Regions from separate parts of the Homo sapiens genome. Here region 2 is linked to region 1. Evidence: chromatin loops called from intact Hi-C (ENCODE). Cell type or tissue: PC-3. All regions are shown on one strand. Each heading gives the region's core, and the rest is flanking DNA. Links, peaks and the distances in the headings are about the cores only.

The links. A loop is a pair of places that touch in the nucleus more often than their neighbours do. Peaks named below come from ENCODE experiments on the same cell type or tissue, not always from the same donor. Only the 100,000 strongest peaks of a DNase experiment are listed, where the experiment ranks them.
Region 2: a loop joins it to region 1, with 11 times the contacts of the local background. A loop is called at or near these places in 1 of 110 quality-filtered maps.

The regions. Positions count from the first base shown.
Region 1 is chr3:191,513,342-191,519,571 of GRCh38, reverse strand. All of the region lies in intron 1 of PYDC2-AS1 (PYDC2 antisense RNA 1), which reads right to left. Among named protein-coding and RNA genes, the nearest start is that of PYDC2, 55 kb to the right of the region's middle. In PC-3, for the core only: no CTCF peak of the experiment used is centred there; no DNase peak of the experiment used is centred there; H3K27me3 peaks cover 1,807 bases.
Region 2 is chr3:191,692,882-191,696,906 of GRCh38, reverse strand. No RefSeq gene overlaps it. Among named protein-coding and RNA genes, the nearest start is that of PYDC2, 230 kb to the right of the region's middle. In PC-3, for the core only: no CTCF peak of the experiment used is centred there; no DNase peak of the experiment used is centred there; H3K27ac peaks cover 1,337 bases.

The DNA.
Region 1 (6,230 bases), core at 1,936-4,435:
CTTAAGTCTATTCTCTTTGAAATCTTAATCTTAATTTCTAGATTATCTTTTTTTATTCTCTTCTTTGTCAAAATTTAAACATACTTAAAGTTTCCATCAGATAAGTCCATATTCTCTGCTACCTGCAGAGTAGTTTACCTATCTGTTATATCCACTGGCTGTTTCTCACAACTGTGTACGTGGTGGAATTTGTGCCTTTAATAATATTTTTAGTAGTCATTCTCTTCCACCCTGAAATATAGTTCTCTAGTGGTATTTACTCATGCCTATGGGGCTCACTGGTTGCATAGCAATTTTGAGTTTTCAATGTTTATGTTTCTTTGTTATCAACATTGAATAGCGAGTGAAATTCATACTCTATATCTTCATTCAGCAAAAACTGAAGGTTTCAAACATGCTCCCCACCCCAAATAACTATTTTTATACCCAAAGATGGGGCAGGTAACTATATCCTTAGCCTATTTGGCTAAGTTTTTCTATGATGACGATGATGACGATGATGATGGTCATGATGATGATGATGATGATGATCTTGCAGATTCCCGGTTTGTGAAGGAAGCCTACTTAGAAAGTCACTAGCCAGTATCATCCTGATCTCTTCGTGGACTTTAACATGCTAGGAGCCATGATGGCTTTGTTCTTGTGTTATATCTGAAATAAGATTACTACTCCTACTCACTATGGAGCTATGCGTTCATCTTCGGCACTTGAAAATTTCCCTTCCTTTCTTGGCTCACAGTGTTATTTTGAACAGAAGCATAATATTTGATTTGTATTGCTCATAAGTAGGCAAGGTGGAAAGGAGTTAAATAAGTGAAAGATAACTTTTTAACATTTAAAGCTGTGTAATAGTGAAAGAAATCTAGAATAGTAATGAGTTCCCATTACTATATGTGGCAAATCATAGAATAGAGGACTCTCTACTAGGGGTGACTGGAGCAATTTCTTTTGTGTAGTAAGTGTGACAAGGCTACTTAAACTCTTAAGGTTCACGGTGTAAAGATGTAAGTGTTATAGTAAGACATTTTATAAAGCTACATAATGTATCCTCAGAGCCTCAGCTTTCCCACCTAAAAGCTGGGTGACTTGAGGCAAGTCACTTTCCTTTTAAGGGTTACAGTTTTATCATCTGTAAAACTAGATATGGATAAAATTACGCCTAAGTTTTAAAATTCTTAATGAGTTCATTTCTAGTTTATTTGTATCACTTTCCTTCAGTTAGCCATATATATATATGTATGTAACAGAAGTCTGACTCTTGAACTGCTGACTGAAACACTTTTATGATTTTTCATGCCCGTAAAGTACATTAAAGTGCTGGGAGAAATGCATTTCTCTGACCATGGGATTATATGTCACACTCATTTGATGCTAATATAAATTCAGAACCCCTACATACCTCCCCAGCTTGAAAGTTTAGGCTGCTGTTAAACTGTTGGGCATAAAAGCAGATGTTTTCTGATACTAATGATCAGCTGATATTGTCAAGAATACACAAAACTGGTGGCTAAAAGGAAAATGTTGTTATGGGGAAACCACTTAAGCACATCTCTATCACAATGAATTCTATTATCTGTTTTTTTCTCTGCCGTCTCAAGTAGACTGAAAGCTTCCTGAAGATAGTAGTTGCTATGTGCATATCCCTAAACCTGATACAATAAAAATAATAGTTTTGTGGCATGATCCTGAGCTGCTTACATGTATTATCTTATTTAAGATAGTATTGTAAATATTATTAGGATTGTCTAACAATCACCTTTTAAGAAAGACACAAATATTATCCCAATTTAAGAGATGAGATAATCAAAAAAAGAGAAGCTGAATAATTTATTCAAGTAATTTAAGTGATAGAGAAAAAATTCTTATTTTATTTTGCCTGAGTCTAAAGCCTACAACACTATTTTTTATAGTATTTTATAGTAATTAGGATATAGTTACTTATATTTATTAGCCTATTAAGTGTACTATCATTTACATTGAAATGGGCATAGATCCCTTTAGAATTTCATTCAATTTAATACAAAAAATAATTTTGAGCACCTGCCAGAAGGCAGCTATTTTGCTACGCAATTCAGAAGGTACAGAAAGAAGTAGAAGACAATTTCTGCCTATATAGTTCAGAGTTTAGAAGAAAATATAAGATTGAACACAAATTACCTTATTACAAGTCAGAGAGATTAAGGGCTGTGAATAAAGCACGAAGTGCTTTGAGGATTCAAATAAAGGACAGACAACAGTCTTACCATAAGAGACTCCACAGAGAGGATGACATTTGAGAAGAGTCTTGAAGACAGATAAGATTTTGATAAGAAAATAGTAATATTTTGATTAGAAGAAATATTATGAGGGCGAGGAATGAAGATGGCATAAGTCACAATGAGGCAAAAGTGTGTAAGTAATAGGTCAAGGACAGGGTGTCTGCACCAAAGTTAGTGGATGGTAAGGCTTTACAAAGGTAGCTAGGACATTCAGCTTTTATTTTTCTCCCCCTTCCCCTATGCAGAACTTTACTGGTGACCATTACTCTTCAGGCGGAAATACTAAACAATGTCAGATGAATTTCTAATTCTAATTGTACCATATCCAGAATTCAGATGTTATCTTTGTCCAAGAATTATTTGTCATGTCCATTGACAAAGCACATTGTCAGAAATTTTTATTGTTTTCTGAATTACTGAAAAGGAAGAAAGATTCTACACTCATCCACGTACTGTATTTTCTCGTAGACCCACAGACCTATAGAAATAGGGGAGACCTCAAGAATCATAGACATTTGAGGTGCAAAGGTACTTTGAATGTCTTCCAGTGAGTTCCTTTTCCTCGTCTTCCAGGAATTCTTTCTATGTCTGAACTAAATGACTACCTAATCTATTCTTATATCTCTCCAGAGGAAGAAAGTTTCGAAGGCATCTCTAGGTTATATGTTTCTTTGTTTTCAAGTATGAAAATGGTCCTATTGCCCCAATTTGGAGTCATGCATTAGTGCTTCCCTCTACCAAGAAATGTCAAGCGACACCAAAGATGTCAAGAAGGATGGATGGCAACCTTGTGATTCTGTGAAAAATAGAGCATGTTATTTGGAATGTTAGTAGATAGGAAGTGTGAACGAGAACTTGAGGCCTAAATCTCAAGAAATTTTCTTCTTTTTATGATGGTGGGGCTAAGTTATTCAATTTATTAGTGCATGAGTTTTCCCAGTCCCCAAAATGGAAAGACTAGTTTCATATTATAAAATTCTTTGAGATGCTTCCATAGCTTAAGGCAATAACAAAAATAAAAGTTGTATAGCAACAAACTATAATTTATACTTATAAAATTCTGCCATTTTATGTGAATCACAATTTATGGGTTTAGTTCTCACTCTTTGCTTACTTTTCGTTACCTAACTGGAATCTAAATTCCATGAGGGTGAATCCATAGCTCACAGAAGTCTATCTCCTCCCAGCTTTCCACACAAGCTTTGGTCTCTCCTCGCTAAAAAAATATAATAAGTTACTTTTTTTGCATTTTATCTTGCCAGAATTACCATTTAGAAAGCTTTTATTAAATTTGTATTTTATATGCATTTTCTTTTTTTATATAATTCACAATGGTTGCATCATTACTTGGCTATAAGAATCATGATTTAATTATAGAATAAATATCAGGAATTTTGTCTGCTTGCAAATAATTCATAAACAAAAGATTGTATTCCCAAGATTATTTAGAAATTCACTGGAATCTACGGTGAAAATAATTATATTAGGACTCGATACATACACACACAGACACACACACACACGCAAGCAATTTATTCCTTACAATTAAATAATGTCTCCTTGAAAACAGGTTGTATAATAAACCAGTGAAAGGCAACGAGTTAATCTGAAATATTACAAGCACAGCAAATAAAACTGATTTGTAATGTTTAGGCCACATGTATTTTCCAGGACACCAAAGGATTCTGGCACTTGAAATCACTTTCCCCTTTTCACCTGCTTATGAGATTATGCATAGTTGCATTAAATTGTTTTTAAGTTAGAAAAGGAAATTAAAAATATACAAATTCCCCTCATTTGTGTGCCCTACAACTATTTCCCTAGTGAAAAAATGCTGCTGAATATATAACGAAGCCCCTGCTTAGCACTCAGACACTCAAGTCAAATCCCAGAAGACATCCATTCCGGCATACCTAACCTGCCTCCTTTGAAGGAATTAATCATGGATGACCCAAGAAAATGTCTTAAGTAGCAAATTCCTATGAACAGTTTCTTTACTGAACTAAAGTCAGAAGAGTGAGCCCAAGGTGTTTAAGCTGCTTGTTTTGTGTTTATCGAGAAGGCTGTCCTTTTTTTAAATGTTTGCCTTTGGATTTACTCTATCTTCACATTATTGGTAACCACAGAATTATTGCTTACATATAGAAAGCTACTTTTATCCAGAATTCTAAATAACTGTATGATTATAAACATAAGACACATTAGTCTGGAAATGTCACAAGCTCTTGCGGCACCAACTCTCCTCCCTCTATCCTAGATAATGGTTGGAAGTGGGCCAGATACACAGGAAACTTCAATCAGTCCAGAGGCGATCACTTCATTTAAGAAAGTGCATTTTAATGAATATTTTGTCAGGATGTCCAAAGGGCCAGCAACACACCAGTGTTGTGTGAACATCCTCTCCATTTACACAGGGTGTACCCCAAGTAATCGAAGGAATCCTCTGGGGAGAAACTCCCAAAAATTCCGTAGCAGGGCCTTTCAGCCCCTGTGCTCAGGCCCGCTCCCACACCACTGTGGAGTGTACTTACATTTTCAATAAAACCCTTAATTTCTTAAAAAAAAAATAGGGAGTAAGCTTTCAAATAATGGCCTTTTATTTTACAAGGCCAAAAATATTCTGAGAAATCTCCACCCTGGACATGTTGTAACATCCAATGACATCCAATGAAAGAAACTTCACTGAATTACATGGCTGCTAAAACACATGGACATTTTTTCTGTAATTTGATCTGCAATTAACAACACAACTCAGTATTGTCAACAGTGATTATCTCCACGTGGTAGGAACAAAGATGAACTTTATTTTCCTCTTTGTACTTTTTTTGTATTTTAAAGTTCTCTAGAACAAAAAAAGAGATGAGACAATTATTATTTTGATGGACTATAGCATGTAGTGGGGAGGAGCGCAGACAGCAGAGCCAGACCACCTAGTTCTAATTTTTCCGTGTAAGCACTTACCAGCTGTGTGACCTTAGGCAAGTGATTTATCCTCAGTGGGCAGCAGCTTTTTCATTCACAAAGCTGAGATGATGATAATAAGAGTAACTACCTTACACAAGTCTGTCATGAGGATTCAATAAGTTAAAATAAGTAAAGCAATTAAAATAATGCTGGCATAAAGTGAGCACTTTATAAATGGTAATAATTATTTTTAAAGCACATTTTCAATAACAATGCTGTTTGTTTACAGTGTGTGGCAGTAATGTCTTTTAGCTCGATGGTGCACTTCAGACCTGGATCAAAACAAACCTCTCCAATTTTGATAATAGATGAAATTATTGTTTCAATTGTCAATGTTGATCTACATATTTCTAAGGAAAGAACAATGTGAGCACTAGACACAGGATTTGAAGTAGAGTCTTCAAACTAATTTGAGCTACCCAAAGGTGAATAGGGCAGCAACTGGGATGAGGAGACCTCATCGTTAGTGTCAGTCCTTTTACTAACTGCGTGTGACTTCAGGCGCATTAGTTGCTTTCTCTGAGCTTTCTCACCTCCATCGGCACTATTGTCTCTTTCTTTTCCCTCTTATTTATCTCTTCTCCTCTTATCAGAAAGATGGAGAGAAAAGTACTGACCTGCTGAGTAAACAATAAGCAGTAAAATATTAAAAATAGTATTTTCATGCAAAATATTTTAGAGCCTTGCACTATAAGAGCTGATCCTCAGAACACATCTGTGATGGGCATAATACCTCTCCCCTACCTTAAAAGTTAAATAACTGATGCATTGGAAGTCTAAATTGAGATGTCATATAGCTCTCATCGAAATCAGAGTGCAAAGGAGAGCAATTGAGCCTCTGTTAAGTGGATATGAAAGTGTGTTGCTCTCTCTCCGCAAGGGAATTTAAATGACTCATTGTCTTTGCCTAATAGTCTAGCACTATATATTTCCACTCCATCATTTCTCCCCTTTTCTAGGTAAGGGGAATGTCTAATAATCAATAACAAAAGACAATTGTACCAAGTT
Region 2 (4,025 bases), core at 1-2,500, 180 kb before region 1:
CCCTCAAAGAAATCAAAACCTATAACCACACAAAATATTAACTATTAAATAAAAGAATTATTCATAACTGTTAAAAATTGGAAACAATCCAAATGTTCATCAACACATGAATACACCATGAGATAATTGTACAACAGGATAATTCTCAGAGGTAGAGAAGAATAAACTGTGCATGACTGTGCCATAACAAAATGAATTACAAAAACTTTGTATGGAGAGAAAGCAGCCAAATAAAAAAAAAGTTCATGCTGTTTGATTTCATTTATATAAAACCTTTAGACCATGCAAAACTATTGCATAGTAACAGAAAGAAGACCATCTTTTGCCTGAAGCAAGGATGGGAGGGATTTATTTACAAAAGGTCTAAGGGGACATTCCAGGCTTATGTAAATGTTGATTGGGGTGGTAGTTATATGAGTAATATATTTACCAAAACTTTTGTAACTATGCACTTAAAATGGAGACATTTATTATTGCATGCAAATTATACTGCAATAAAGTTGACTAAAAATCACAGCACCCTTGTCTGATTTGTGCAGTGGGTAATTAGGGAAAGACTTATACCTATTGAATCCCCCCTCCATGGCCAGGGTAGTGATATCCATATTTGCCAGTGGTAGTTACCTGACATCATTAAAATAAAATTCTCATAACAGTAGACAATGGTAGAGAAACCTCATTTTTTAAGGTTTAGTTTAATCACCAACTTCTGAATGTCATCTTTGATTATCCCACATGCCTGCACATAAGGATGCTGAAATAGAAAAATCTAAAAAAAAAATCCTGAACTTATATGAGTTAGTACTATGAGATACTCCTAACAAAAAGCTGAGGAACACTTTGAGATCACATAATCTCTCATAAGAAAGGTATTCAAGGGTCATCCAGTGTAGTTTATGTTTCATTGAGATATACTGATAGATGATGGGATACAGCAAGCCTTTTAAAGTACCTATTATATACTAGACACTCCTGAGCTACAAAGATGAATCAAACAAAAGCTACACCACAAGAAACTGTAAATATAAAGGAGGAATCAGACATGCACAAAAGTAATTCTAAGGCAAGTGCTTTCCTGCAAAGACATGGTAATAAAGAAATATCTCAGGAAGCAGCACATTTACGAGGCCGACAAAATTTTAACACCCATCCTGAAAAGGCACACTTGGCAGACAAATTAACACGTTAAAAAGACACCATCAATCTAAACTTTTTTAAAACCATAAAATAAAGAGCATTCTCTATGTTAGCATTGGCAAATGTATCCTTCTAGTTGAAGCTCAAATAGCATATGGAATTATCTAAAGCATTCAGTTTAAAATTAGCACTGAAACAGTCCTGAATGCTCAAGGAACCAGCCTCATCTGAGCTATGAAAGAGTGATTTAGCTGTGCCTAAGGGGCAATATGTTTCATAAAACCCTTATCTTTTTTTAATGATATAAAGCAACTAGTCTGAAAGGGTTTTGCCTTAAAGGCCTCTTAAAGTCTGCAGCAAAATAACCTAAAATTACCATGTCTTCTATTAAACATACCGTGCTGCTATCGTAAGACTGAGCTTCAATACAGTGTTTACTAAGATTGCAAAGTCTAAGAGCTGCTAACTACTCTATAAACTGGCTAATCTGATCTCTATATGAGGACGTTAGAAGGGGAATATAGAGCTCTTTCAATAATGGAAATAATTCCTTATCTGACAAGTTTCCTGTCTTCCTAGGTTGCAGGTTCTGCACAGTGTAACACCTCCGTTTTCTCACAAGCCAAATTTAGCTCATTTCTTTAAGGTTCAGTTTAATCATCAACTTATGAATGCCATCTTTGATTACTCCAGGAAAAGGAAAAATCTTCCTTTGAATCTCCCTAGCACTTTGTATTCCTCCGTTTTTAATTAAATCACTACATTCCACACTTCATAGTTACAATGTGTGTCACCTCATTCTATTGTATTTCAAGTTCTTTGACTCAAGTGTATGTCTTATACACATTGGTAAATTGGTATCTTCAAGCATCTGATATTGTGCCTAATGAAGAATAAATGAGGAAATAATTAATTAAAGTAATATAGCAACTACAAAAAGTCTATTCATGAGAACTGGGTTCGATTTAAAAGTTGAATTCATATAATTTCATTTGAAAGCAAAATTTGTTCCTACTAAAAGGATAAAAGTATCTCTTGGAATTCCTAAAAACTTCTGTCGTTATATCGTGCCTTCAGGAACACACAAAAAAAAGGTTTCAAATAAAAAGATGAAGGAAGAAAACAGTGAGAAAAAGAGAAGGTAAAAACTAAATAACAAAACACTGGTAGCCAGTGGGTGACAGAGCATGTTTTAATACATGTAAAGTGACTTAGATGATTGACAATTACATTATAAACTTGGCAATGTGAATGTGTGTAAGTTCTTTTATACAAATGCTCTGCTCTTACTGAATCATACATTCACGCAAGATCTGAACTAATAAAGCCACCTCTTTTTTGGGGGGGAATATGTGGGGGAATTTCCTTGAACAGTGTGACGCTTATTTTTTCCTTTCACTAGAAAGACCAGGCATGTTTCTCAGTCAGATAGTAGGCAAAGGAAAAAGATAGTGGTTTAGATAGATTGAGCTGCACACATCTAAGAAGAGTATGATATAACTTAATTAAAAGTTCTCAGTGGCCAGAGAGGTGTGTCTCTCAGATACCCTTTAAGAGAAAGTGCTCTAAGGAGCATAGTTGACAGTCCCACTGCCACACCCCTGGATCCACCTAGATACAAACATGAAAGCCATGCTCCTCAGGTTTCTTCTAACCAATGACTGGGCACAGTGGTGGTAGTAGCTGGGCCATTTTTGCCTGAGTAGTCAACTTTTGCTTGAGGATTCCCTTTAGCCCAGCTGAGACAGTGCTGTGCCGAGGTTTGAGAGGCTAGGAAGAGCTCAAGCCTTCCTTTCCCTTTTGTTTCGCTAGTGTCAGATCTGTGTCATTTTCTGAAGCCTCTGACTGCCTACTCCTGCTCCATTCCCCTTTATGATTTGCAGGCATTTCCTCCAATAAAGCTGTCAAATTTCTAATTTCCTGTTTTGGCTTTTGCTTCTTAACAGGCCTGAATTGAATGAAAAAGATATCCCTTTATATTTATTTGCCCCACAAGTAGAGACTCAGATTTAATCCATTCATGTGGTTATACTTGGGATTTTCCCCAGGCCCCATGTTCTAACTTGCAATCCCCTGAAAGGGGCTTTCTTCTGTGTAGTGTCTAGAGCACTGATTTTCAAATACCGTTTTGAGGATTATTCTCAAGCATGATGTATCTTTTTAAAAAATACGTGGCTCAACCCAAGCTCATGAATTATTTACAAAGTATAAAAAGCAAACAATTAAAAATCCACAAGAATATATATTTTAACTTGCTTTTCTAGGTTAATTTGATAAATAACCATGTGTATGAGGTTTCTATTGCTGCATAACAAATTATCACATACTTGGTGGCTTATAAAAACACATTATCCTACAGTTTTTCTGGGTCAGGAATCCATGCAAAACTTAACTGGTTTTTCTGCTCAGGGTCTCACAAGGATGCACTCAAGGCATTAGCTGGGCTGCACTCGTGTCTGAAAGCTCAAACTGAGGAGACTCTGCTTCCAAAATCATTCAGATTGTTGGCAGAATTTATTTCCGCATAGTAGTCTACTGAGATACCCAACATTTTGCTGACTGCCTGCTAGAGACCACGTTCAGGTCTTTAGTGGCTGCCCCCAGTTCCCTAAGAGGTACCTCTCTTCACAAGTCACAACATAGTGTCTACTTTATCAAGGCTATAAGAGAATCTATTTTTCTAGTCTGCTAAGATAGCACCTTATATGACAAAACACAATCACGGGAGAGATATCCCATCACTTTTGCCACATATTACACAAAACAAGTTGGAAGCAAGTTATGGATCTCATCCACAATCAAGGGGAGGGAATTACATAAGGGCTTGGATGATTGTGACCATCTTAGGGCGTTTTACTACACTGGGTTTGGGAATCATCAGCCTAGAC